2 separate regions of the Homo sapiens genome follow, and region 1 is linked to region 2. A link is an interaction called in ENCODE POLR2A ChIA-PET data of the cell type or tissue named here. Cell type or tissue: IMR-90. All regions are shown on one strand. Links, peaks and the distances in the headings refer to the core of each region. The heading gives the core; the rest is flanking DNA. Region 1 overlaps UHRF1 (ubiquitin like with PHD and ring finger domains 1). Region 2 overlaps KDM4B (lysine demethylase 4B).

Region 1 (8,000 bases), core at 1-8,000, 98 kb before region 2:
ATGGTGGCCCAGGAATGGCCTTGCAAGAGTCACTTGTCACAGTGATGCCTCAGGTGTCCCCACTGGACGGCCCCCTTGCAGAGACCTGCCCTTCTGTCTGCGGGAGGGAGGGTCCCCACCACCAGCTCCCACCCACTGCGGCATCCCTCCCCCAGGATGGCTCCCTGGTAGAGGGCGCGGCCTCTGTTAGGGTGACTCACCACTGCTGTTGTGGCCCCGAAGCAGCTGTAGACAATCTGTAAACCGGTGGGCGTGGCTTTGTTCCAATAAAACTTGATTTATAAAAACAGGTATGGCGGGGCCCAGTGGCTCATGATTGTAATCCCGGTGCTTTGGGAGGCCAAGGCAGGCGGATCACCTGAGGTCAGGAGTTCTAGAACAGCGTGCCAACATGGTGAAACCCCGTCTCTACTAAAAATACAAAAATTAGCCAGACGTGGTGGCGCATGTCTGTAGTTCCACTTAGGAGGCTGAGGCAGGAGAATCGCTTGAACCTGGGAGGTGGGAGGTTGCAGTGAGCTGAGATCCCACCACTGCACTCCAGCCTGGGCGACAGAGCAAGACTCCGTCTCAAAAAAAAAGCAAAACAAAAAACAAAACCAAAACAAAAGAGGTGCAGGCCAGAATTGTCCCCGTGGACATAGTTGGTCAATTAGATTGCATACTTTAATCCAGCCTCAGTTGGTGTGTCTGGGTTTTCTGGCTAGGAAGAATGCTGCTGTGGAATGTGCTGGAACAGATCCTTACGTGCGCTGTGTTGGAGTCTTTCCAGGTCAGGGGTTCTCAAACGGATTTCAGGACCCTTTACATCATCCAGAATGATCCAATAGCCCCAGGAGCCTGTGTCTGTGTGGATTATGTCTGCCGGCTGTTAGTGTGTTAGAAGTTGAGGCCAGGCATGGTAGCTCACACCTGTAATCCCAGCACTTTGGGAGGCTGAGGCGAGGATCGCTTGAGGTTGGGAGTTTGAGACCAGCCTGGGCCATGTAGCAAGACCCCGTCTCTACAAAAAATGAAAATTAGCCGGGCATGGTGGCGCATGCCTGTAGTCCTAGCTACTCGGGAGGCCAAGGTGGGAAGATCACTTGAGCCTGAAAGGTTGAGGCTGCAGTGAACCAAGATTGTACCACTGCATTCCAGCCTGGGAGACAGAGCGAGACTTTGTCTCAAAAAAAAAAAAAACCAAATAAATTGAAAGCTGAGAAATTCAGAGCACAAGAAGACAAGCGCGCCCCCTCTTTTAGCTGTCAACATGGCGGAGCCGTCCCTGGTGACGCAGCCTCCAAAGGCCTCCCTGTGCCCTCCTGAGACCGCAAGAGGGAAAGTGGCAGCGACAGTGATCGTGGTGTCTTTGTGGCGGTTGTGTTGACCTCACTGACCCCCGAAGTGCCGCTCTAGGGTCTGTCCTCAGCGGTGACCCGGCCGGGTCGAAGGGCAGAGTTCCGCTGTCACTAGCCCTCCACCCGTCCTGTGTGCTGGGATGCCCTCGCGGCGCCGTCCACGCCACCGCCGCCCCCTCTTGTGGGTTCTGTCTCCTCCGTGTCTAGGATCCTCCTGCATCCGTTTTTCCTTCCTCCCTTCTCTCCCTCCGTCTGTCTTGCCCGCACCTGAGGTTGTCGCAGAGGCGCTGAGACGGGCCAGCAGGAGCTGTGGCTGCCCCTCAGGAAGGCAGAGCAGTTTCTCACTTCCTTCCCCCCAGGTCCCGTCAGGCCCCTGCAGGCACTCTCTCTTCCGGCTGGAGGTCCCTCCTGATCGAGGCTTACACGGTCTTTGCTGAGCTCCTAAACTTCTGGTTTCTATCCCTAAAGTTGGAGAACCACTGCTCCCCAAACCCGGTGGCATTATCTGCCCTGCTGTGCCGCTAGGCAGTGTTCGGCACCCTGAAAGAGAGCCCCTGAATGTGGCACGAGGGGTAGGAAGTGGGCAGCTCGGTGGGGGGGGGGGGTGCAGTGAGCTTTTAGTCTTAAGTTTTCGTTTTTTTTTTTTTTTTTTTCTTTTTTATAGAGATGGGATCTCGCTTTTTTCACCAGGCTGGTCTTGAACCCCTGGCCTCAAGTGATCCTCCCATCTTGACTTCCCAAAGTACTGGGTTTACAGGCATGAGCCACCACACTCGGCCCTTTGTCTAAGTTTTCAAAAGGAATCAGCAAACTTAGTTATCAAGTTGTATTTGTATTTATCTGGACACTTTTTTTTCTTTTCTTTTTTTTGCCTTTAAGGGAGACAGGGTCCACAAGGCCGGGCGTGGTGGCTTACGCCTGTAATCCCAGCACTTTGGGAGGCTGAGGCAGGCGGATCACGAGGTCAAGAGATCGAGACCATGCTGGCCAACATGGTGAAACCCCATCTTTACTAAAGATACAAAAATTAGCTGGGGATGGTGGTGCACGTCTGTAGTCCCAGCTACTTGGGAGGCTGACGCAGGAGAATTGCTGGAACCCAGGAGGTGGAGGTTGCAGTGAGCCGAGATCACGCCACTGCACTCCAGCTTGGCAACAGAGCGAGACTCCGTCTCAAAAAAAAAAAAAAAAAAAAAAAAAGAGACAAGGTCTTGCTGTCGTCCAGGCTGGAGTGCAGCGGCGTGATCATGGCTTACTGCAACCTCTGTTTTCCAGGCTCAAGCAATCCTCCTACTTCAGCCTCCTGAGTAGCTGGGACTACAGGTGCCTGCCACCACACCCAATATTTAAATTTTTATTAATTGAAAAAACTTTTTTGCAGAGACAGGGTCTTGCCTGGTATCAAACTCCTGGGCTCAAGTGATCCTCCTGCCTCGGCCTTCTGAGTAGTTGGGACTACAAGCATGAGCTATTGGGCCTGGCCTAGCTTTTATACAATGCCCATGTTACAAAATTCCAAATGTCCAAAAAGCAAGGAGAATATCTTCCACTCTGCCTTGACCTTCAGTTTCCCCCCTGTAGTAACCTGTCTGCTTCCAGAAGTGCTTGAACATGTGTGCGTTTGCTATGGGTTTTTTTTTGTTTGTTTTGTTTTGTTTTTGAGATGGAGTCTCACTCTGTTGCCCAAGCTGGAGTGCAGTGGCGTGATCTTGGCTCACTGCAACCTCCACCTCCCAGGTTCAAGTGATTCTCCTGCCTCAGCCTCCCAAGTAGCTGGGGTTACAGGTGCACACCACCACGTCCGGCTAATTTTTTTGTATTTTTAGTAGAGACGGGGTTTCACCACGTTGGCCAGGTTGGTCTCAAACTCCTGACCTCAGGTGATCCACCCACCTTGGCCTCCCAAAATGCTGGGATTACAAGTATGAGTCACTGTGCCTGGCCTGTTTTTTTTTTTTTGAGACAGAGTCTTGCTCTGTCGCCAGGCTGGAGTGCGTTGGCTTGATGTCAGCTCACCGCAACCTCCACCTCCCGGGTTCAAGCAATTCTGCGTCAGCCTCCCGAGTAGCTGGGACTACAGGCATGCACCACCATGCCCGGCTAATTTTGTATTTTTAGTAGAGACGAGGTTTCTCCATATTGGTCAGGCTGGTCTCTAACTCCTGACCTCCAGTTATCTGCCGGCCTCAGCCTCCCAAAGTGCTGGGATTACAGGCGTGAGCTACTGTGCCCAGCTGGTTTTTTTTTTTTTTTTTTTTTTTTAGACAGGCTCTTGCTCTGTTGCCCAGGCTGGAGTACAGTGGCACGATCTTAGCTCACTGCAGCCTCGAATTCCTGAGCTCAAGTGATCCTCCTGCCTCAGCCTCGCAAGTAGCAGGGACTATAGGCTGTATACTACTATACCTGGCTGATTTTAAACATTTTTATAGAGATGGGTTCCTGCCATGTTACCCAGGCTGGTCTTGAACTCCTAGCCTCAAATGATCCTTCTGCCTCAGCTTCCCAAGGTGCTGGGATTATAGACCTGAGCCACTGCTCCTGACCTCATTTTTTTTTTTTTTTTTTTTGAGACAGTGTATCAGTGTCTCCCAGGCTGGAGTGCAGCGGCGCGATCTCGACTCACTGCAACCCCTGCCTCTTGGGCTCAAGCAATCCTCCCACCACAGCCTTCCAGGTAGTTGGGACTAGAGGTAAATTTTATAGTGATGGGTTTTGCCATGTTGCCCAGGTGATCTTCAACTCCTGGACTCAAGTGATCCTCCCGTCTTGGCCTCCCAAATCATACCTGAGATTACAGGCATGAGCCACTGCACACAGCCCCATTTTAACTTTTTTTTTTTTCTGAGGCAGAGTCTCGCTCTGTCACCCAGGCTAGAGTGCAGTGGCGTGGTCTTGGCTCACTGCAAGCTCCACCTCCTGGGTTCATGCCATTCTCCTGCCTCAGCCTCCCGAGTAGCTGGGACTACAGGTGCCCGCCACCTCGCCCAGCTAATTTTTTGTATTTTTAGTAGAGATGGAGTTTCACTGTGTTAGCCAGGATGGTTTCGATCTCCTGACCTCATGATCCACCCGCCTCCGCCTCCCAAAGTGCTGGGATTACAGGTGTGAGCCACCGCGCCTAGCCCATTTTATCTTTTCTGATAATGATTTTCCTTTTGCCAAAAACGGCAAGTGGGTTTTAGATTAAGTCACTCCTTTTACCAGGCACAGTAGGAGACCTTGAGTTAGGGCTGAGGTGGTGTCATTTAATAGGGACATTCAACTTCACTAGGTTCAATGATAGGAGACTTTACAAATTTCCATAATGGTAAATCTTCTTTCATTTAAATTATTATTATTGTTAATATTTTTTTTTTTGAGACAGAGTTTTGCTCTTGTTGCCCAAGCTGGAGTGCAGTGGCGTGATCTCAACTCACTGCACCCTCCGCCTCCCGGGTTCAAGCGATTCTCCTGCCTCAGCCTCCCGAGTAGCTGGGATTACAGGCACCCACCACCACGCCTGGCTAATTTTGTATTTTTAGTAGAGACGGAGTTTCTCCATGTTGGTCAGGCTGGTCTCGAACTCCTGACCTCAGCTGATCCGTCCGCCTTGGCCTCCCAAGGTGCTGGGATTACGGGCATGAGCCATCGCACCCGGCCAATCATTTAAATTATTAATGAAGAATAAAAAGAGGCTGGGCGCAGCGGCTCATGCTTGTAATTTCAGCACTTCGGGAGGCTGAGGCAGGCAGATCACCTGAGGTCGGGAGTTAGAGATCAGCCTGGCCAACATGGTGAAACCTCGTCTCTACCAAAGATACAAAGATTAGCTGGGTATGCTGGCATGTGCCTGTACTCTCAGCCATTCGGGAGGCTGAGGCAGGAGAATCGCTTGAACCCGGGAGACGGAGGTTGCAGTGAGCTGAGATTGCGCCACTGCAGTTCAGCCTGGGTGACAGTGAGACTCCGTCTCAAAAAAAAGAAAAAAAAAAGTAAGTCCCACGTAGCCATCACCCTCTGCAGTAGTCATCTGCTGTGTCTGATCTTGTTCATTTTGCTCATTTCTACCCTACCCACTTACCTCTACCTGACTGGATTGTTTAAGAGATGGGATCTTGCTGTGTTGATCAGGGTGGAGCACAGTGGCTATTCACAGATGTGATCATTTTGCATGAGAACCCCAAACTCCTGGGCTCCCCTGACCCTCCAGCCTCAGTCTGCCAAGCAGCTGGGACTACAGATGTGAGCCACTGTACTGGCTCCTACTGGATCATTTTGAAGTGAGTTACAGATGCCATAACTATAACACAGACATCATAGGTACAGGAATTTCAGTGCATCTTCCCCAGTGGCTCATGGATCACACAGATAGAAAATCGGTCAGGAGGGCCACGCGCGGTGGCTCACACCTGTAATCCCAGCACTTTGGGAGGCCAAGGCGGGTGGATCACGAGGTCAAGAGATCGAAACCATCCTGGCCAACATGGTGAAACCCTGTCTCTACTAAAAATACAAACATTAGCTGGGCGTGGTGGCATGCACCTGCAGTCCCAGCTACTCGGGAGGCTGAGGCAGGAGAATCGCTTGAACCCAGGAGGCGGAGGTCACAGTGAGTCAAGATCGTGCCACTGCACTCCAGCCTGGTGACAGAGGGAGACTCCGTCTCAAAAAAGAAAAAAAAAGAAAGAAAATCGGCCAGGATGCCGGGCACGGTGGCTCAGCCCTATAATTCCAGCACTTCGGGAGGCCAAGGCGGGTGGATCAACTGAGGTGGGGATTTCGAGACCAGCCTGACCAACATGGAGAAACCCCATCTCTACTAAAAATACAAAATTAGCCAGGTATGGTGGCGCATGTCTGTCATCGCAGCTACTCGGGAGGCTGAGGCAGGAGAATTGCTTGAACCTGGGAGGCGGAGGTTGCAGTGAGCCGAGATTACACCACTGCACTCCAGCCTGGGCAACAAGAGTGAAACTCCGTTTCAAAAAACAAACGAAAAAGGAAAGTTGGTCAGGATGCTGGGCACAGTGGCTGGGTCCTGTAATCCCAGCACTTTGGGAGGCTGAGTCAGAAGGATCAGTTGAGCCCAGGAATTTGAGACCAGCATGGGCAACATGGAGAAACCCTGTCTGTACAAAAAATACAAAAAACTTTCTGGACGTGATGGCCCATGCCTGTAGTCCCAGTTACTTGGAGGGGCCGAGGCGGGAGGGTTGCTTGAGCCCAGGAGGTCGAGGTTGCAGTGAGCCATGGTCGTGCCACTGCCCTCCAGCCTGGGCAACAGGGAGGGAGACCCTGTTTTAAGAAGAAAAAGAAAATTGATAAAGATGTAGATGATTTGAACAACACAAGTAACAGGGTTACCGTAATGACATGGATGGAATCTGAACCCAGCAAGAGAGAAAACACATTCTTCTCAGGCCACGAGGAGTGCTTAGGGAAACTGACCACATACAAGGCAAGTCTTAAAAACTCGATTTTTATTTTTATTTGTATTTACTTATTTTGTTTATTTATTTGAGACAGTCTCGCTCTGTCGCCTAGGCTGGAGTGCAATGGTGAGATTTCGGCTCACTGCCTCCCAGGTTCAAGCTATTCTCCTGCCTTAGCCTCCTGAGTAGCTGGAATTACAGGCGTGCGCCACCACACCCAGCTAATTTTTGTATTTTTAGTAGAGATGGAGTCTCACCATGTTGGCCAGGCTGGTCTCGAACTCCTGATCTCAAGTGATCTGCCTGCCTCGGCCTCCCAAAGTGCTGGGATTACAGGTGTGAGCCACCGGACCTGGGCTTTTGTTTTTTATGTTTTCATTTATTTATTTGTTTTTGAGATGGAGTCTTGCTCTGTTGCCCGGACTGGAGTGCAGTGGTGTGATCTCGGCTCACTGCAAACTCTGCCTCCTGGGTTCAAGCAATTCTTGTGCCACAGCCTCCCCAGTAGCTGGGACTACAGGCGCCCACCACCACGCCCGGGTAATTTTTTGTGTTTTCAGTAGAGATGGGGTTTTGCCATGTTGGCCAGGCTGGTCTCGAACTCCTGACCTCAGGTGATCCATCCGCCCTCGGCCTCCCCAAGTGCTGGGATTACAGGCGTGCACCACCGTGCCTGACCCTTTACAAATTTAGAACAATTACTGCCTTACTGACCATGTTTTCTCTCACCTGTGGGGTCAGAACTTAACAATAACTAAGCTTCCTCCTTCGCGCTTCGGGTTGTGCAAGCTTCCTCCTGCCTGCTTTGGGGCCTTTCTGCAATGTTCCAGAAGCGGCATCAGGAGGCTGCCCAGCCAGCTCGTGAGTTGTGTTCTGGAGTCAGAGTTTTGTGCCAGCCTGGGCCAGGCCCCATCCCCACTTCCCGCCCCATTTGCCCCTGTCTACATCATTGTACTGGGAGACACTTCCTGTCCCTCCTACGTAGCCCACGCTAAGCAGGGTGCTTCTATCCACCTCACCTTTCCGATGTGGGAAGGGCCGAAGTCATGGAGGGGCGACCCGTCAGGCCCAGCAAGGGTGGCACAGATGTTGTCCCTAGTAACAGATGAGAGGGGATGGGCTGGGACTGCAGGCCTGGCTCCCCAAGCTGCTCCTGCGGGTCAGGGGCTGCCCATTAGCCTGGCCAGGGCCCCTCATTGGATCCCTCCTGGCCGCCCAGACCACAGCCCTTGCCCCCCTGCCTACCCGC
Region 2 (17,367 bases), core at 4,106-12,105:
AACCTGCTATGCCTTGAGCTTCAGAGGACAGAGGTCCAGGTGGTTGTTTGGTTTGGTCTTTTTAACTTTTTATTTTGAAATAATTTTAGACTCACTGAACTGTTGCAAAGATAGCACAGAGCGTTCCTGTGTACCTTTCACTCAGCCCCTAATGTGAGCATCTTATGTAACCACAGAATGCTCAGAAATTAGCCAATTCCATACTACCATGCAATTTACTCAACTATAGATTCTTTTTTTTTTTGAGTCAGAGCCTTGCTCTGTCTCCCAGGCTGGAGTGCAGGGGCGCCATCTTGGCTCACTGCAGCCACTGCCTCCCAGGTTCAAGCGATTCTCCTGCCTCAGCCTCCTGAGTAGCTGGGATTACAGGTGCCTTCCACTACGCCTGGCTAACTTTTGTATTTTTAGTAGACACAGGGTTTCACCATGTTGGCCAGGCTGGTCTCAAGCTCCTGACCTCAGGTGCTCTGCCTGCCTTGGCCTCCCAAAGTGCTGGGATTACAGGTGTGAGCCACTGCACCTGGCCTCAACTATAGATTCTATTAGAATATCACTAGTTGTCCCACCAATGTCCCTTTCCTGGTCTAGGACCTCGTCCAGGACCCCACTCACCATTTAGTCTCATAGGCTCCTCCAGGTGTGCCAAGGCCTCCATCTTGCCTTGACTTTCACGACCTTGGCACTTCCAAAGAGCACCAGGCAGATGTTTTGTAGAAGGAACTTCCCTTGGCTTTCAGACGTTTTCTCATGGTTAGCCTGGGCTCTGGACTTTTTAGAAGCATACCATAGGGCTCATGCTGCTCCTTCCCTGTGCAGTGTATCAGGAGGTGCGTGTGGCTGATGTGGCTGATGCGGCTCAGCGTGGTGGTGTTGACCGTGGCCGCCTGGCTGAGGCGTCGGTCAAGTTTCTCCACTGCAAAGTTACTCCTTTTCCCTTTGGGACTTTGAGCCTGTGAACATGTCCTGTTCCTTCAACTTTTGCTCACCAATTTTTACATTTCCGCGTGGCTCTTTCCTGCAGGAAATATTCCCGTGGTGTTGGACTGGTGATTTTATGTTATGCTTATTCCTTTGACACTTATGAAGGAGAATTCTTCTGTGGAGGAAAGCTGTCCCTCTTCCCCATTTATCAGTTGCATTTTATTTATTTATATATTTTTGAGACAGAGTCTCACTCTTTTGCCCAGGCTGGAATGCAGTGGCGCGATCTTCGCTCACTGCAACCTCCGCCTCCCAGGTTCAAGCAATTCTCCTGCCTCAGCCTCCCGAGTAGCTGGGATTACAGGTGCCCACCATCACACCTGGCTAATTTTTGTATTTTTAGTAGAGATGGGGTTTCACCATGTTGCACAGGCTGGTCTCGAACTCCTGACCGCAAGTGACCCACCTGCCTCGGCCTCCCAAAGTGCTGGGATTACAGGCGTGAGCCACTGCACCTGGCGCTCAATTGCATTTCACATGTTCTCTCAGGAAAGCCATCTGTGTGTTTGTTTTATCCTGTGGGTTGTAACATGATGCTGTCATTCATCCTGGTGCTGAGGTAGGTGGTCCTCGTTTTGGCCATCAGGAGCCCCTCGCATGTCCTTTCTGCCCGCTCCCATCCTGTCAAGCCTTCCCTTCCTCTCAGGTCCTGCAGGGCGATCTGGGCTCAGCTTGTATATTCTGCCCCAGCCCTGGAATTGACCACGTGTCCTGCAGGGCTCCCTGGTTCCTCACAGTGGAGAATGATGTTTACAAACTGTGGCCTGGGTGCTGGCCGTGCTCGATGCTGTTGGGGCATCATTGCTTCTAGGTTTTCTCTGCTGACAGGGCTTGGAAGTAGGAACGCTAACCCATGTGTATATGCACACCTGTATCCATCTCACTGTCTCTTTTCCAGAGCTCCTGAGTTCATACTCATAGGGTGCCAGAGCGTTCATGTCGTGGGCCCATCTGAGGCTTTGGGTGTCCACCCCCAACCTGTAAGGGGTACGCAGAGCCCCTGGAAAAAGGAGGACCTTCCTGTGGGGCTGAAGACTTGGGTGGGAGGCAGGAGATGGCATGTCCCTTTTGAAGGCCACCTGGGGCTTGTGGCCGTGGGAGAGGCAGGCAGGGCTGGGCCCTGGGCCATCCCGGCTCAGGCAACCTCGCCAGGCGTGCAGGTGAGAGGATCCCTTCTTTCTGGTTCAGAGACTCCTGTTTTTGGACCCGTGCTCAGACCCGGGAAAGAGGTGGGCAGTGTGGTCTGGTGCAGGCCCAACTTTCGGAACCCACCCGAGGGTCAGCCCTGGGGGCTCCGGTGACTGGCAGCCCCATGGCCAAGAGTACCTCCTTTTGGGGGGTTCTTGGGGGCCAAGTTCTGTGGTCCTCAGGCCTCTGTGCTGTGGTGCCACTGTCTCCTCCCTGATTCCCGCCAGTGGTCTCTTCTTCCGCCCCACCCGCGGGTCTTGGCGGAGGGGCTCACAGAGCCAGCACTGTATCTGAGGCTGCCCTCAGGGTCAGCACGTGCGGGGCAGTGGCTGTTACGTAATCGGTAGCTCGTGCTGTTTGGGGGCGTTGTCGTCCGATGCCTTGGGCTGTCACTGCAGGCTTCTGTCATGCTGCGGTGGGCTCCCCTTGCCAGTTCTATTCCTAGTGCCCAGATCTGCCTAGAAGCCGCAGCAGGGTTGACAGGCTGGGCCCGTGGCAGGGTGCAGTCAAACCTAAGCCACCTGGGTCTTCCCCTCCTGGCAGTTAATAGAACTTAGCTTTTGGAGCAGTTTTAGATTTACAGAGAATTTGGGCAAGTGGTAGTGAGAGTTCCCGTCTCTGCCTGCCACCCCCCACCCGTTTTCCTTGTGGGAACATCCTGCCTGTTGTGGCGCATTTGTCTCTTGATTAACACGTTGTTAATGACACTTCCCGCTTCATTCGGATTGCCTCTGCTTTCCCCTAATGGACTGTTTTCTGTCCCAGGGCCCCCCACACCGGGATTCCTCGTGGCCCGTAGCCGTCCCAGGATCCTTCGTGGCCCGTGGCAGTCCTGGGATCCCTCGTGGCCCATGGCCCTCTCCTCAGGCTCCTCTGGGCTGGGACCACTCCCGACACGTTCCCTGTGTTTTGTGCCTGGACAGTGTTGAGGGGGCTGGCCAGGCAGATGGTAGGGCGCCCCTCGATTGGGGTGTGTCTGGCATTTTGCTCAGGCTGGCACGCGGTGGAGGCTGTTGGGAGGACTTCAGAGGTAAGGGCTCTTCTCATCACATCCCGGTGAGCGTCAGGACGTGGGCCATCAGCAGGATGGGGTTGGAGCCGTGTGGCTGTTGCTGCTGCCCTGACGGCGTAGCTGCAGGGGTTCATCATCCTCTCCCCGGGATGCTGCCCCCGACTTTCCATTTGTGCACTGATGGAAGGAAGTCACCGCATAGCCCATGCGTAAGGAATAGGGAGCTGCCTGGGCCCCAACCCCTCGTCTTCCCTCCTGGAGGGGCAGTGGAGGCAGGCTAGCCCGGCCTCTCATCTATTGCGGATGGGGACCAGGGTGGACAGAGGCCTAGGCTCGGGCTGTGCCTTGAGAACTGGGGCCCGGCCTCAGCCCCAGAGCCTCCAGCCTCCCAGCTTGGAGTGGGCGCTTTTGGGGCCCCAGAGAGGGAGGGCAGAAGGACCCGTGGTCTTGGTAGCACCGGGCTGAGGTCTGTCCAGCTGAGAGCCTCAGGGTCTGGTGGCTTCCATGCCTTCTTGACCAAGTGCTGAGAGTGGGGGTGGCCCGTCGTGCAGCGGGGGAGAGAGCTGTACAAAGAGACAGTTACTTGTGGCAGGGGAGACCCAGGATCCCGTGGGGACCTGGTGGCAGCCAGGAGCAGCAGGTCACAGGGGAGAGGCCTGGGTGGCCCCTGGGAGTGGACAGGCCCTTGTCTCCGCTGAAGTCAGGGAGGTACCCTTTGCTGCTATGACAAATGGCCGCAGACACAGTGGCTGAAAACAGCACCCGTTCATTCTCTCCCATGCCTGGAGGAGAGAAGTCTGACATGGGCCTCCCTGGGCTAAAATCATGATGTGGGCAGGGCTGTTCCTTCTGGAGGCTCCCGGAGACAGTCCATTCCTTTCCTCTCCCAGCGTCTAGAGGTGTCCGCATCCCTCGGCTTGGGGCCCTTCCTCCCCCTTCACAGCCACAGCGCAGCGTTTTCCAGGCCTTGACTCTCACCCTCTGGCCTCCTCCCATGAGGAGGCTGTGAGGACATTCCGCCTCCCGGATCATCCCCTATCTCAAGATGCCTAACTCAGTCCCATCCGCAAAGCCCCTGTTGCCATGGAAGGTGAAATAGTCCCAGGGTCTGGGGGTTAGGATGGGGACATCTTTGGGAACCATTGTTCTGCTGCCCACAGCTGCGTGGAGGGATTCCGGTCCTCGGGTTCAGTTGGTGACAGTGTCGGGTAGGCCTGGGCAGGTGGGAGAGGTCGTGAAGCCCTTTGCAGGGCACTTGGCCGCTCATCTGGCACAGGGGAAGAGGCGCAGCCCGTGGCCCGGCAGTCCAGGACCTGCTGTTCCCTTCCTACCCGGGGCGGGGCCTGTGGGAAGATATGGAAGTCGGGTGAATGAGCCGTGCCCAGTGATTTTAAAAAGCAGATTAAAATAACATAGAAAATGTCAGAGCTCATTGCGTGCTCTAGGGCATTTGTGAAACTTGCATTATTTATTTTTTTGAGACAGGGTCTCGCTCTGTCGCCCAGGCTGCAGCCTTGAACTCCTGGGCTCATGCGATCCTCCTGAGGAGCTGGGACCACAGGCACATGCTACCACACCCGGCTAAGTGTTTTGTTTTGTTTTGTTTTTGAGACGGAGTCTGGCTCTGTTGCCCAGGCTGGGGTGCAGTGGCACGATCTCGGCTCGCTGCAAGCTCCACCTCCTGGGTTCACGCCATTCTCCTGCCTCAGCCTCCCGAGTAGCTGGGACTGCAGGCGCCCGCCACCACGCCTGGCTAATTTTTTGTATTTTTAGTAGAGACGGGGTTTCACTGTGTTAGCCAGGATGGTCCGATCTCCTGACCTTGTGATCCACCCGCCTCGGCCTCCCAAAGTGCTGGGATTACAGGCGTGAGCCACCGCGCCTGGCCTAAGTTTTAAATTTTTTGTAGAGACAGAGTCTCACTATGTTGGCCAGGCTGTTGAGACTCCTGGCCTCAAGTGATCCTCCCTCATCATCCTCCCAAAGTGCTGGCATTACAGGTGTGAGCCACTGTACTACTTGGTGTTATTTAAAAGTCCTGGTGAATTGTAAAAAGTGTACAACTTCGGGAGGCCGAGGTGGGTGGATTACAAGGTTAGGAGTTCGAGACCAGCTTGGCCAGCATGGTGAAACCCCGTCTCTACTAAAAATACAAAAAATTAGCCGGGCATGGTGGCGGGCGCCTGTAGTCCCAGCTATTCGGGAGGCTGAGGCAGGAGAATTGCTTGAACCCGGCAGGCGGAGGTTGCAGTGAGCCGAGATCGTGCCACTGCACTCCAGCCTGGGTGACAGAGCGAGAGTCCGTCTCAAAAAAAAAAAAAAAAGTACAACAAAACCAGGGCCCCAGGGGGCGAGCTCCTCTGCCCTGGAGGTTGGGCCTGCCGAGGGGACCTTAGAGTGCTTCTGAAGTGAGAGTTGGCATTAGCTGAGCAGAAGGAAGCAGAGGGCAGCCTGAGCTGAGAGCCAGCACCGGTGGAGCTCTGAGACGAGGGCTCGCAGGCCTGGGCACCCACCGAGCCCCAGGTGTGCCAAGTCCAGTGGGAGCTGCAGGTCAGGTTGTGAAAGTCCTTTTTTTTCCCTAGACGTAGTCTTGCTCTGTCACCCAGGTTGGAGTGCGTGCAATGGCATGATCTCGGCTCACTGTAACCTCTACCTCCCAGGTTCAAGTGATTCTCAAGCCTCAGCCTCCTGAGTAGCTGGGATTACAGGTGCACATCACCACGCCCGGCTAATTTTTGTGTTTGTAGTAGAGACGGGGTTTCACCATGTTGACCAGGCTGGTCTTGAACCCCTGACCTCAGCTGATCTGCCTGCCTCGGCCTCCCAAAGTGCTGGGATTCCAGATGTCAGCCACCTCGCCCCGCCATGAAAGTCTTGATATTGGCCGGCGTGGTGGCTTATGCCTGTAATCCCAGTACTTTGGGAACCCAAGGCAGGAGGATCACTTGAGGCCAGGAGCTCGAGACCAGCCTGGACGCTATAGTGAGACCCTGTCTCTTAAAAAAAATAAAAATAAAAAAGTCTTGGTGTCACATCCAAAGTTTGGAGTTCTGTTCCGCATCCATCCTACAAGTATCTGAGCGTCTTTGTGTCCAGGACTAAGTTCAACGCCTGGGCTGTGCCTTGGCCCCTGTGCGGTCGCAGCCCCTGCCCCCCTCTCTCCCCGTGCTCTGCCTCTTGGTGTTGGGAGGTGGGGGAAAAACTGGGTGCATTTTCTGCACTTTTCCCCTTGGAGGAAGCAAAACTTCTTGAAAATCTCTCAGTAGGTGTCTGCGTCTTAAGGCCTCCAGAAGCTTCTTTGGTTTCATTTGACTGTTCACGGATACTCCCGCTGCCTTGGCCCGTAGATTTTAGGAGCTAAGCTTAAAATGGGCCCTCATTGGAAAACTTGACTGGGTAAAGTGCTTATAGTTACGGATTTTTGTCTTGTTAAAAATTGACAAGAATGTGGAAAATCTGAATAAAGGCAAGCGTCCTCGGGCTGCGTACAGCTGGTGGGAGTCGAATTTAGAATTAAAACTTGAGCGTGCCATCAGTTTAGTTAATCATGCTTTTATTTGCATGTTTTAGGAACCATCACTGTTGCTGGAGGCACCTGACAAATCCTAGCGAATTTTTGGAGCATCTCCACCCAGGAACCTCGCCATCCAGAAGTAAGTAACACGGGCCTGGCCCCCAGGTGGCCCCACAGGACCAGGGACCGGAAGGCTGTGGCCTCTTCCCTGGGTGGCCCGCCAGGGAGAAGGTGGTGGCCTGACCGGCTCTGAATTCCCGGGACGTCCAGGCGCAAGCTGTGCTTAGACGGGAGCCTGCGGGCCATGGTAGGGAGGTTCTTCTGCAAGTTTCTTCATGAAGCCTGTCTGCTTTGGGCTTGCATCTCGCCCTTCGGCATCGAACCACCCGACTCTCACTTCTAGAAACTGGAAAAGCTGTGGCTCCTCCTGCATTTCGGGTGACACTGGGGTTTCCCAGGACCCACTACCCTGTCTGCATCGGCCCTGGGGACACCTGAGCTCAAGGGGCGTTCCCCCACACACTGTCAGAAGTGGGGAGCAGTTAGAGCAGGGCTCTCTAAAAATGGGAGACTCATTTTTAAATGCCTTTGAGGTAGTTCCATGGCCCAGCCGCCCCGGGTTTAGTTCCTTTTCTTGTGCCTTTCTTATAAGCCGGTGGCACAAAGAGGTGCCTCTGGTGGCAGCCCAGGGGGACCACTCAGGAGAAGAGAGAGAATGACCTCATCCCTTCTGGCCACACCCACAGGGCCCGGGTGACCCAGTGGAGGGTGTCAAGTGTGGGATGAGCAGTGCAGTGTCCTCCCGTCAAGGCAGAGGTGGCAGTGGCAGCGGCGGCCGGCAGAGCACCGGGGAAAGGCTGCCTTGTGCGGCGTCGCCCTTGGATTGTGTGCCGCTTCCCTGTGCAGAGGGAGGAAGGGGCCCATCCAGGGCCCCCTGTAGCTAATGAGGGCGAGTGTGGACTTGAGCTGGGGCCCTTGAGTCATTTGTGGGTGCCTTTTCTGTTCTACTACGATTAGGACCTTGAGGAGGGTGGTGGAGCCCAGCCTCTTTTGGGAAGTCATAAAGTGTAAGGGAAGAGGCTCTGGTCACGTGGTTGGCAAACTATGGCCCCTGGACCCAATCTGACCCCCTGTTTTTATAAATAAAGTTTTATTGGCACATGGCTGTGTCCATTTGCCTGAGCATTGTCCCTGGTTGCCTTCTCCTCACAGTGGGAGAAGTGACTAGCTGGAACAGAGGGCGTGGCCTGCGCATCTGGAGATATTTCCTGTTTGGGCCTGTGCAGAAAACCATGCGCCTCCTCTTGTCCAGGTTAACTTACTGCTGGCTGGAGCAGGATGGACGAGTCTCTTGGTGACTTGGTTTGGAAATTGGCAGGTCTGTCTGTGCCTCCTGAAATCTTGCTTTTACCCTTCAAGTTTGTGCTTCCTTACAAGATGGTCAATTTTCTAAAACTCAGCTGTTTTCTTTGTACCCAAATTAACACAGCATGAACCAAGTAAGCAACTTGCTCTGTCAGTTAGCTTTATTATTTATTTATTTATTTTTATTTTTTTTGAGACAGAGTCTCCCTCTGTCACCCAGGCTGGAGTGCAGTGGCGTGATCTCAGCTCACTGCAAGCTCCGCCTCCCGGGTTCACGCCATTCTCCTGCCTCAGCCTCCCTAGTAGCTGGGACTACACGAGCCTGCCACCACGCCCGGCTAATTTTTTGTATTTTCAGTAGAGATGGGGTTTCACCGTGTTAGCCAGGATGGTCTCCATTTCCTGACTCGTGATCCGCCCACCTTGGCCTCCCAAAGTGCTGGGATTACAGGCGTGAGCCACTGTGCCCAGCCAGTTAGCTTTATTTTTTTGAGGCAGGGTCTCACTCTGTCACCCAGGCTGGAGTGCAGTGGTGTGATCATAGCTCACTGCAGCCTCCACCTCCTGGGCTCAAGGGATCCTCCCGCCTCAGCCTCCTGAGTAGCCGGGACTACAGGCATGCACACCACACCTGGCTAATTTTTTTATTTTTTGTAGAGGCTATGTTGCCCAGGCTGGTCTCAAATTCCTGGCCTCAAATGATCCTCCCACCTCAACCTCCCAATGTGCTGGGGTCACAGGCGTGAGTCACCTCATCCTGCCGAAGTTCACCACATAGCCCTTGATAAACCCACTTTATATCTGAAGGTGCTGAGTGCAGCAACCAGGAGGTGCTAGAAAGTCCTCGGGGAGAGCACAGGAGACAGGAGTAAGGGAGCAGGGCTCCTGCTTCCGAAGGCCTGGAGCTGAAGGAGAGGAGGAGCTCAGGGCAAACCATGTGGGCTTGCTGTGGTTTGGCAGGTCCCCAGATAGGCTGCCTTCACTTTGTAAAAGTTAACTTTTACTGAGAGGAAATTCACATACATCATATTCACTCTTTAAAGGATACAGTTTGGAGGTCGTTGGTGCACTCACAGGGCTGGGCAGCATCACCACTCATTCCGGAGCATCTCATTGTCCCAGAGGAAGCTCTGTCCCCCTCAGCAGTTGCTCTTCATCCTGTCCCCCACACCCCAAAACCAGGCATCTCCTTCCTGCCTCTGTGGACTGGCCTGTCCTGGACATCTCATAGAAATGGGATCGCGCACTGTGTGGCCTTTTGTGCCTGGAGTCTCTCACTGAGTGGCCCATCCTCAGAGTTCATCCACTCCGTGGCCTGCGTCAGAGCCTTGCTCCATTTCATGGCTGAGTCGCGTTCTGCTGTGTGTGGTGCCGGGCGACCTGCTCCCCTGCTGATGGGCGCTCATGTGGCCTCCTCTCTGGCTATTGGGAGTCGTGCTGCTGTGGACATTGGTGTGCAGGTGTTGGTGTGGACGTTGGTGTGCAGGTGTTGGTGTGGACGTTGGTGTGCAGGTGCTGGTGTGGACGTTGGTGTGCAGGTGTTGGTGTGGGTGTTGGTGTGGATGTTGGTGTGCAGGTGTTGGTGTGGGTGTTGGTGTGCAGGTGCTGGTGTGGGTGTTGGTGTGGGTGTTGGTGTGCAGGTGCTGGTGTGGATGTTGGTGTGGGTGTTGGTGTGCACGTATTGGTGTGCAGGTGTTGGTGTGGATGTTGGTGTGGACATTGGTGTGCAGGTGTTGGTGTGGGTGTTGGTGTGGACGTTGGCGTGCAGGTGTTGGTGTGGGTGTTGGTGTGCAGGTGTTGGTGTGGACATTGGTGTGCAGGTGCTGGTGTGGATGTTGGTGTGCAGGTGCTGGTGTGGACGTTGGTGTGCGGGTGTTGGTGTGCGTGTTGGTGTGCAGGTGTGGGTGTTGGTGTTGGTGTGCAGGTGTTGGTGTGGATGTTGGTGTGGGTGTTGGTGTGCACGTATTGGTGTGCAGGTGTTGGTGTGCAGGTATTGGTGTGGATGTTGGTGTGCAGGTGTTGGTGTGCGGGTGTTGGTGTGGGTGTTCGTGTGGGGGTGTTGGTGTACAGGTGTTTGTGTGGACGTTGGTGTGCAGGTGTTGGCGTGGATGTTGGTGTGCAGGTGTTGGTGTGGGTGTTGGTGTGCAGGTGGTGTGCAGGTGTGGGTGTTGGTGTGGGTGTTGGTGTGCAGGTATTGGTGTGGACAGTGGTGTGCAGGTGCTGGTGTGGACGTTGGTGTGCAGGTGCTGCTGTGGACGGTGTGCAGATGTTGGTGTGGACGTTGGTGTGCAGGTGTCGGTGTGGGTGTGCAGGTGTTGGTGTGCAGGTGTTAGTGTGCAGGTGTTGGTGTGGATGTTGGTGTGGGTGTTGGTGTGCAGGTGTTAGTGTGCAGGTGTTAGTGTGCAGGTGTTGGTGTGGATGTTGGTGTGCAGGTGCTGCTGTGGACGGTGTGCAGGTGTTGGTGTGGACGTTGGTGTGCAGGTGTCGGTGTGGGTGTTGGTGTGCAGGTGTTGGTGTGGATGTTGGTGTGCAGGTGTTAGTGTGCAGGTGTTAGTGTGCAGGTGTTGGTGTGGATGTTGGTGTGCAGGTGTTGGTGTGGATGTTGGTGTGGGTGTTGGTGTGCAGGTGTTGGTGTGGATATTGGTGTGCAGGTGTTAGTGTGCAGGTGTTGTTGATGTTGGTGTGGGTGTTGGTGTACAGGTGTTGGTATGCAGATGGTGTAGATGTTGGTGTGCAGGTGTTGGTGTGGGTGTTGGTGTGCAGGTGTTGGTGTGTAGGTGTTGGTGTGCAGGTGCTGCTGTGGACATGCGTTTTTGTTTCCCTTGGGCCGACACATGGGTGTGGAATCGCGGGTCCAAGGGTACATTCTGTTTAGCCTTCTCAGGAATCGCCTGCCCGTCTCCACGGCGGCTGCACCCTTCAACATTCCCACCAGCCGTGCATGAGGGCTGCCTCTGGTCTTGGAAAAGACTCTCGGAATAGTTGCTCACTTTCTCCATTTCGACCCTGGAGCCGTCGCTTGGTGCCCAGAGGAAGCCAGGCCGCGGGCGCTGGGGGAAGGGGGTCCCACTGCAGCTGCAAGTCGGCCTCTCCTCCTGCCTGCTTCCCGTGCCTCGGCTGTTGGCTTATTTGAGTATTGAATCGTAATGGTTTCTTCCTCCTAAATAGAATGCTAGGTTTCCTTGTTCAGGCCTCGTAACTTTTCCTGACCTGTAAAAAAGCACACCTTGAACACTTCGCTTTCTGTCTGTGCACACGGATAGGTGTCAGCTGGGGGCTGATAGAAAACATCCCTGACTGGCCGGGTGTGGTGGCTCACGCCTGTCATACCAGCACTTTGGGAGGCTGAGGCAGGCGGATCACCTGAGGTCAGGAGTTCAAGACCAGCCTGGTTAACATGGTGAAACTCCGTCTCAACTAAAAATACAAAAATTAGCCGGACGTGGTGGCGTGTGCCTACAATCCCAGCTACTCGGGGGCTGAGGCAGGAGAATTGCTTGAACCTGGGGGCAGAGGTTGCAGTGAGCTGAGATCGCACCACTGCACTCCACCTGGGCGACAGAGTGAAACTGTCTCAAAAAAAAAAAAAAAAGAAAGAAAACACCCCTGGCTGCAGGCTTCGGGCGGCCCTGTGTCCTCCAGCTCTTGGGGTGGGGCCACTCTGACATCATGTGCTGTTTTGGGGAGTGTCATGACCAGGAGGGCATCTTTTGTTTTTTCTTTTAATTAAAACAAATACTAGGCTGGGCATGGCAGCTCATGCCTGTAACCCCAGCACTTTGGGAGGCCAAGGCGGGTGGCCTTGATTGCTTGAGGCCAGAAGTTCAAGACCAGCCTGGGCAGCATGGTGAGACCTGGTCTCTACAAAACAAATACAGAAAGTACTGGGTGTGGTGGCATGTACCTGTGGGGCGGGAGGATGGCTTGAGCCCGGGAGTTCCAGGCTGCAGTGAGCTGTGATTGTGCCACCGCACTCCAGCCTGGGCGATACAGCAAGACCCTGTTTCAAAAAATAAAATAAAAAACAAACACTGAAGGAAAAGAGTAGATAGAGTGCAGGCCTGGCACAGGTTTTTTTTTTTTTTTTTTTTGAGACAGTCTCGCTCTGTTGCCAGACTGGAGTGCAGTGGCGTGATCTTGGCTCACTGGAACCTCTGCCCCAGGTTCAAGCAATTTTCCTGCCTCAGCCTCCCGAGTAGCTGGGATTACAGGAGCGTGCCACCATGCCCGGCTAATTTTTGTATTTTTTTAGTAGAGACAGGGTTTCACGGTGTTGGCCAGGATGGTCTTGATCTGTTGACCTCGTGATCTGCCTGCCTCGTCCTCCCAAAGTGTTGGGATTACAGGCGTGAGCCACCATATCCAGCCAGATTTTTAATTTAAGAGACTTGGCACGCATTTTTTGTTTGCCTCTGTCTGCTTTCCGTAGGCCCCCAAGCAGGGGCAATGTGTGATCGTCCGTTTGTTTTCTCCTCTGCAGTTTGGGGGTCCTTGGGTAGAAGGACTGAGCATTGAGCTTGGATCAAACTGTTGGTTTTATGGACAGAGTCAAGTGGCCCGGAGGTGGTGACTTGGGCCATGTTCCTTGTGAGGGTTTTGTCTGTGGCTCATTCATTCAGCACAGGCGGGCCCTGTGGCCAGGTGCTGATAGTCCTATGTTCCCTCTGAGAGTGTGGCCCTGGTCCCTCATCTCCTGGGGATCAGTGGTAGGGCCAGGCCTGGCCCCAGGTGCTCTGGGTCTTGTGCCTGTCCTTCCTCACACCACCTCTCTTGGGTACGTAGGGCACAGGGCACAGGACCTCCGCCCGAGGGCCACCGTGCTGAGGTGTGGCTCACATCTCGTGGCTTCATCTTGAGGCTGGTCCGTCTGCTTGTCTCACCACACTTAGGCCTGAGTGTCTGAAGAAGTAATGAGCTGCAAACCTCATGACCTGGAAATCCCACCTGTCAGAGCCCAGGCCTCAGGAGGAGGCAACTGAGGACATTGGGAGTGCCAGCAACTGGAGCCCACTTCCACCTGCCTCACTTAGGCCACTGGCCACCCCCACGGATGGTCCCGGGAGTTAGCTCTGTGACCATGCGCGGCTGTTCCTGCTCCACCTCTTGGAGTGCCGCCTCTGTCTGTTGGTGTTGCAGGGGAGCTGGGTTGGGAGAGCTCACTCCCTTGTCTGATTTTCTGGAAACTGTGCTCCTGTCTGAGTGAGCGCAGGCAGAGGTGCTCAGTTTACCCGAGGTGTGCCGGGCAGGAGTGCTCTCCAGGTGGGGGGGCTTGGAGGGATGTGGGGGTTGGTACTTTTTTTTTTTGAAGTTTTAATTTGTAGTTTTTATGGGTACAAGGTATGCTTATTTCTTTGCATGGTACATTTCCCACATGGCAGTCGTGGTGGACTGAATGATGGTCCCCATGGATGTCCACATCTTAATCCCTGGAACCCATGAATATATTACCTTAAATGACAAAAGGGACTTTTCGCGGGTGGGACTGAGTGAAGGACCCTGAGCTGGGAGATGACCCTGGATGATCTGGGGAGCCCGATGTCCTCACCGGGTCCTCATGAGAGGAGGCAGGAGGGTGAGAGTCAGAGAGAGGCTGGAAGAGGCTGTGCTGTGGCTGCGGAGGTGGAGGAAGGGCCTTGAGCTGAGGGAACCTGGCACGCGCTGGTGCTCTCTGGAGTAGGACGAAGCAGAGAACGTTCTCGTGCCAAGGTTTTCTCTTTCCTGCCTGAGGGCCCTTTATGTAGATCAGACCAGAGACAAGTGAATCCCGGTCTTGCCAGGGGAGGCATTTGGAGCTGCTCGTGGGACGTGGTGATGCGGTGCCAGGCCACATGCCCGGGGCTGGGGCCGAGTGGCGTTCTCGTGCTGCCTCTGTGGCCAGGTTTCACTTGGGAACCTGGCTGCATCGCGGGTTCCTCCTGGGCCTTCTGGTGGCTTGGGGCTCCTCTGTCCTCGGTCCCTGCTGGGAACCGTGCTTTGGCAGCAGGAACCAGCGAGATGGCAGCACAGGGGCTGGAGGCCGGCTGGGACTCACTGGGGCCGCATGGGGCTTCACCTGATGCCCAGCCCTCCTGGGACAGGGACCAGTGGGAGCAGGAGGTGGGACAAGAGGACGAGGGCTCGAGGGAGCCCCCACACTTCCTACCCACAGAGGAGGGCCTGATACTTTTCAAAAACCATGCACTGTCTTTTTGAATTTTTTTTTTTTTTTTTTTTTTTTTGAGACAGGGTCTCACTCTGTCCCTGGCTGGAGTACAGTGGTGCAGTCTGGGCTCACTGCAGCCTCGATCTCCTGTGCTCAAGGAATCCTCCTGCCTCAGCCTCTAAGTAGCTGGGTGTGCACCACCACGCCTGGCTGATTTTTAAATTTTTTGTAGAGATGGGGTCTCGCTATGTTCAGGCTCATCCTGAACATCTAGCCCCAAGTGATCACCCACCTTGGCCTCCCACAGTGCTGGGGTCACAGGCGTGAGCCCCTGCCCCTGGCCTTCTTATTTTTAAACCGATTCTTTGTCATCAGTTTCTGCGTGTGGCCGCTGAGAGCCATCACCTGGCTGTTTCTTGGGTGTCCCTTGCGCCCACACCCCTGCATCCTGCCCCACCTTCAAGTTCTTCCATCCCAGAGTGGACTCTGGGGTCAAGGAGAGTCCTCAGATCTTGGGGACATGGGCAGTTGTGGGGCCTGGGGTCATGTGGACAGGATGCCGGCCCAGCCCCAGCAGTGCCAGTGCAGGTGGGGTGAAGGCCTGATGGGGTCAGCCAGACTGTCCCCACCTGAAGCCCCCTGCCAAGCCCCTGCATCTGAAGACTGAAGAGTGAGGGTGGCAGCCCGGGAGGGTATCCTTGGGCCCAGTGTGTCAGCGATCAGGAGAGCAGCCCAGGCTGGAGCGTGCGGCCCTGCTCAGCCGGGCCGGAAGCGTCCCTCACTTGTTCCTCCCCCAGGTTGCAGAGGAGCTGTCCAGGACAGCCGGGGTGGGGCCGCCCATAAGATGCAGCTGCTGGTCCCATGTCATGGTCACAGCAGGAGGGCTGAGGAGCCAGGCCTGGCCCGTGGTGTGCAGGGTCCCTGGAACAAACAGCTGCCCTAAAAAAAAAAAAGGCTTTAAGGCCAGGTGCAGTGGCTCATGCCTGTAATTCCAGCACTTTGGGAGGCCGAGGTGGGTGGATCATGAGGTCAGGAGTTGGAGACCAGCCTGACCAACATGGTGAAACCTCGTCCTACTAAAAATACAAAAATTAGCTGGACATGGTGGGGAGTGCCTGTAATCCCAGCTACTCAGAAGGCTCAAGCAGGAGAATTGCTTGAACCCGGGAAACGGAGGTTTCAGTGAGCTGAGATCGCGCCACTGCACTTCAGCCTGACTGACAAGAGCGAGACTCCGTCTCAAAAAACAAAAACAAAAAGGCTTTATTGAGATACAATTTGCGAACCATACAAGTCACCCATTTGAAGCATGTCATTCAGTGGTGTGTAGTTTACTCAGAAGGCTGCTCTTGGGCCTCAAAATGAGTAGAGGGGAGAAAGGGACCCTTTTTTTGTTGTTAGAGATTTTGAGAGCTGGGTTGGGTTAAGCGGCTTTCATGGTAAGCTGGAGGCCCAAGCCTGTCTTGAGCCCCGAATAAAGAAGAAACCTAGGGGTGGGGCGTGGTGGCTCACGCCTATAATCCCAGCACTTTGGGAGGCCGAGATGAGGGGATCGCTAAGCCCAGGAGTTTGCCCTGGTCTCCCAGCTTCCTCTGCGGTGCCCCAGCCAGGAGCAGCTGTAGACTCTGTGGACCGTATGTGAAATGAACCCACAGGGTTCCCGTGCTAAAACCATGGAGAGTCTTCAGGTGGGGCCAGCCGGGCCTTAAACTGTGTATCTAACTGAGTGGGGCCTGGGGTACCCATGGGGGTTGCATGCCCTGGAAGCCAGCCCTGCCTGCCATCCACTTCCCACAGCCAGAGAGAGCTTTCTAGAAATTTCGGTTGGATCGTGTCTCCTTGCTCTGAACCACCTGTCGGCTTCCCGTCCAACCCCACAGGAGGGCAGGCTCCTTCCAGCCCAGCCCCCAGGGCCCACCCTGGTCTAGCCTCGATCCTGCCGCCTCCTCTGCGCTCCCTGCCATCCGGCCTCTGGGGCCTTAGCTCTTCCCTGGCTTCGCTGGGTCCTTCCCTTTGCCTAGACTTTCCTCCTGCCCTGGACCGCCCAGAACTTGCACCCCTGCGTGTTTGACAATCACTTCCAGACGCAGCCCCGCTGCCACCCAGACCTCTCTGGTCCCAAACCAACTTCATTTGTCTTTTTCCTTTTTTTTAAATTTATTTATTTATTTTATTTTACTTATTAATTTTTTTTGAGACAGAGTTTCACTCGTTGCCCAGGCTGGAGTGCAATGGCACTATCTCGGCTCAATGCAACCTCTGCCTCCTGGGTTCAGGCAGTTGTCCTGCCTCAGTCTCCCAAGTAGCTGGGATTACAGGCGCATGCCACCACACCCAGCTAATGTTTGTATTTTTAGTAGAGATGGGAGTTTCACCATGTTGGCCATGTCTTGAGCCCCGAATAAAGAAGAAACCCAGGGACAGGGCGTGGTGGCTCACACCTATAATCCCAGCACTTTGGGAGGCCGAGGTGAGGATCGCTAAGCCCAGGAGTTTGCCCTGGTCTCCCAGCTTCCTCTGCGGTCCCCCAGCCAGGAGCAGCTGTAGAATCTGCAGACCCTATGTGTGCGGCCTCCCAAAGTGCTGGGATTACAGGCGTGAGCCACCACGCCCAGCCTTAAAATGTTTTTGAGATGATCTGGCTCTGTTGCCTGGGCTGGAGTGTAGTGATGTGATCACAGCTCACTGCGGCCTCAAACTCCTGAGCTCAATCGAGTGTCCCACTTCAGCCTCCCAGAGCACTGGGACCACAGGTGTGTGCTGCAGTGTCTGGCCTTCATTTGTCTTCGAAACTCTTGCTCGCCCCTCTGTGACGTTGTTAATTAGTAGTCTTCCAGATTGGGCCCCGTCTCGTCCCAGAACCGAAACTCTGCCTGGCACGTGGTGGGGCCTGCACATTTGCTCAGCGGAGGAGGATTCTGGGGCCCTGGGTTCCCGAGGCTGGCAAGTTGGCTCAGAGCTGCCCTTGGGATGGGTCAGGGTGGGGTAGGCTGGGGGCAGCACAGAGTGGGCACAAGGCAGTTTTGTGGTTTTGAAATTGAGTTTGTATCAAGAGCTTTACTGCTTTTGTAAAAACTTACTGGCATGGTACCAAGAGAAATTCAAACAATAGTTGGTAATAAAATCCCTCCCTACCCCTGCCCTGGTGTCCCCATAGGAGCTGAC

Evidence for each region. ChIA-PET counts read pairs that join two places held together with the same protein. Peaks named below come from ENCODE experiments on the same cell type or tissue, not always from the same donor. Only the 100,000 strongest peaks of a DNase experiment are listed, where the experiment ranks them.
Region 1: POLR2A ChIA-PET joins it to region 2 with 5 read pairs; 7 of 35 experiments call an interaction of 5 or more read pairs at or near these places.

Annotation. Positions count from the first base shown.
Region 1 is chr19:4,915,138-4,923,137 of GRCh38, forward strand. The region is part of intron 2 of UHRF1 (ubiquitin like with PHD and ring finger domains 1); the gene reads left to right. It also overlaps a transcript of ARRDC5 not described here. Among named protein-coding and RNA genes, the nearest start is that of UHRF1, 9.6 kb to the left of the region's middle. RefSeq lists enhancers at 122-171, 1,423-1,482. In IMR-90, for the core only: no CTCF peak of the experiment used is centred there; DNase peaks (open chromatin) are centred at 224 and 764; H3K27ac peaks cover 1,739 bases.
Region 2 is chr19:5,009,506-5,026,872 of GRCh38, forward strand. It overlaps KDM4B (lysine demethylase 4B), which reads left to right. Exons shown (of 23, transcript NM_015015.3): 2 at 6,752-6,834. Among named protein-coding and RNA genes, the nearest start is that of KDM4B, 49 kb to the left of the region's middle. RefSeq lists an enhancer at 17,013-17,367. In IMR-90, for the core only: no CTCF peak of the experiment used is centred there; a DNase peak (open chromatin) is centred at 9,006.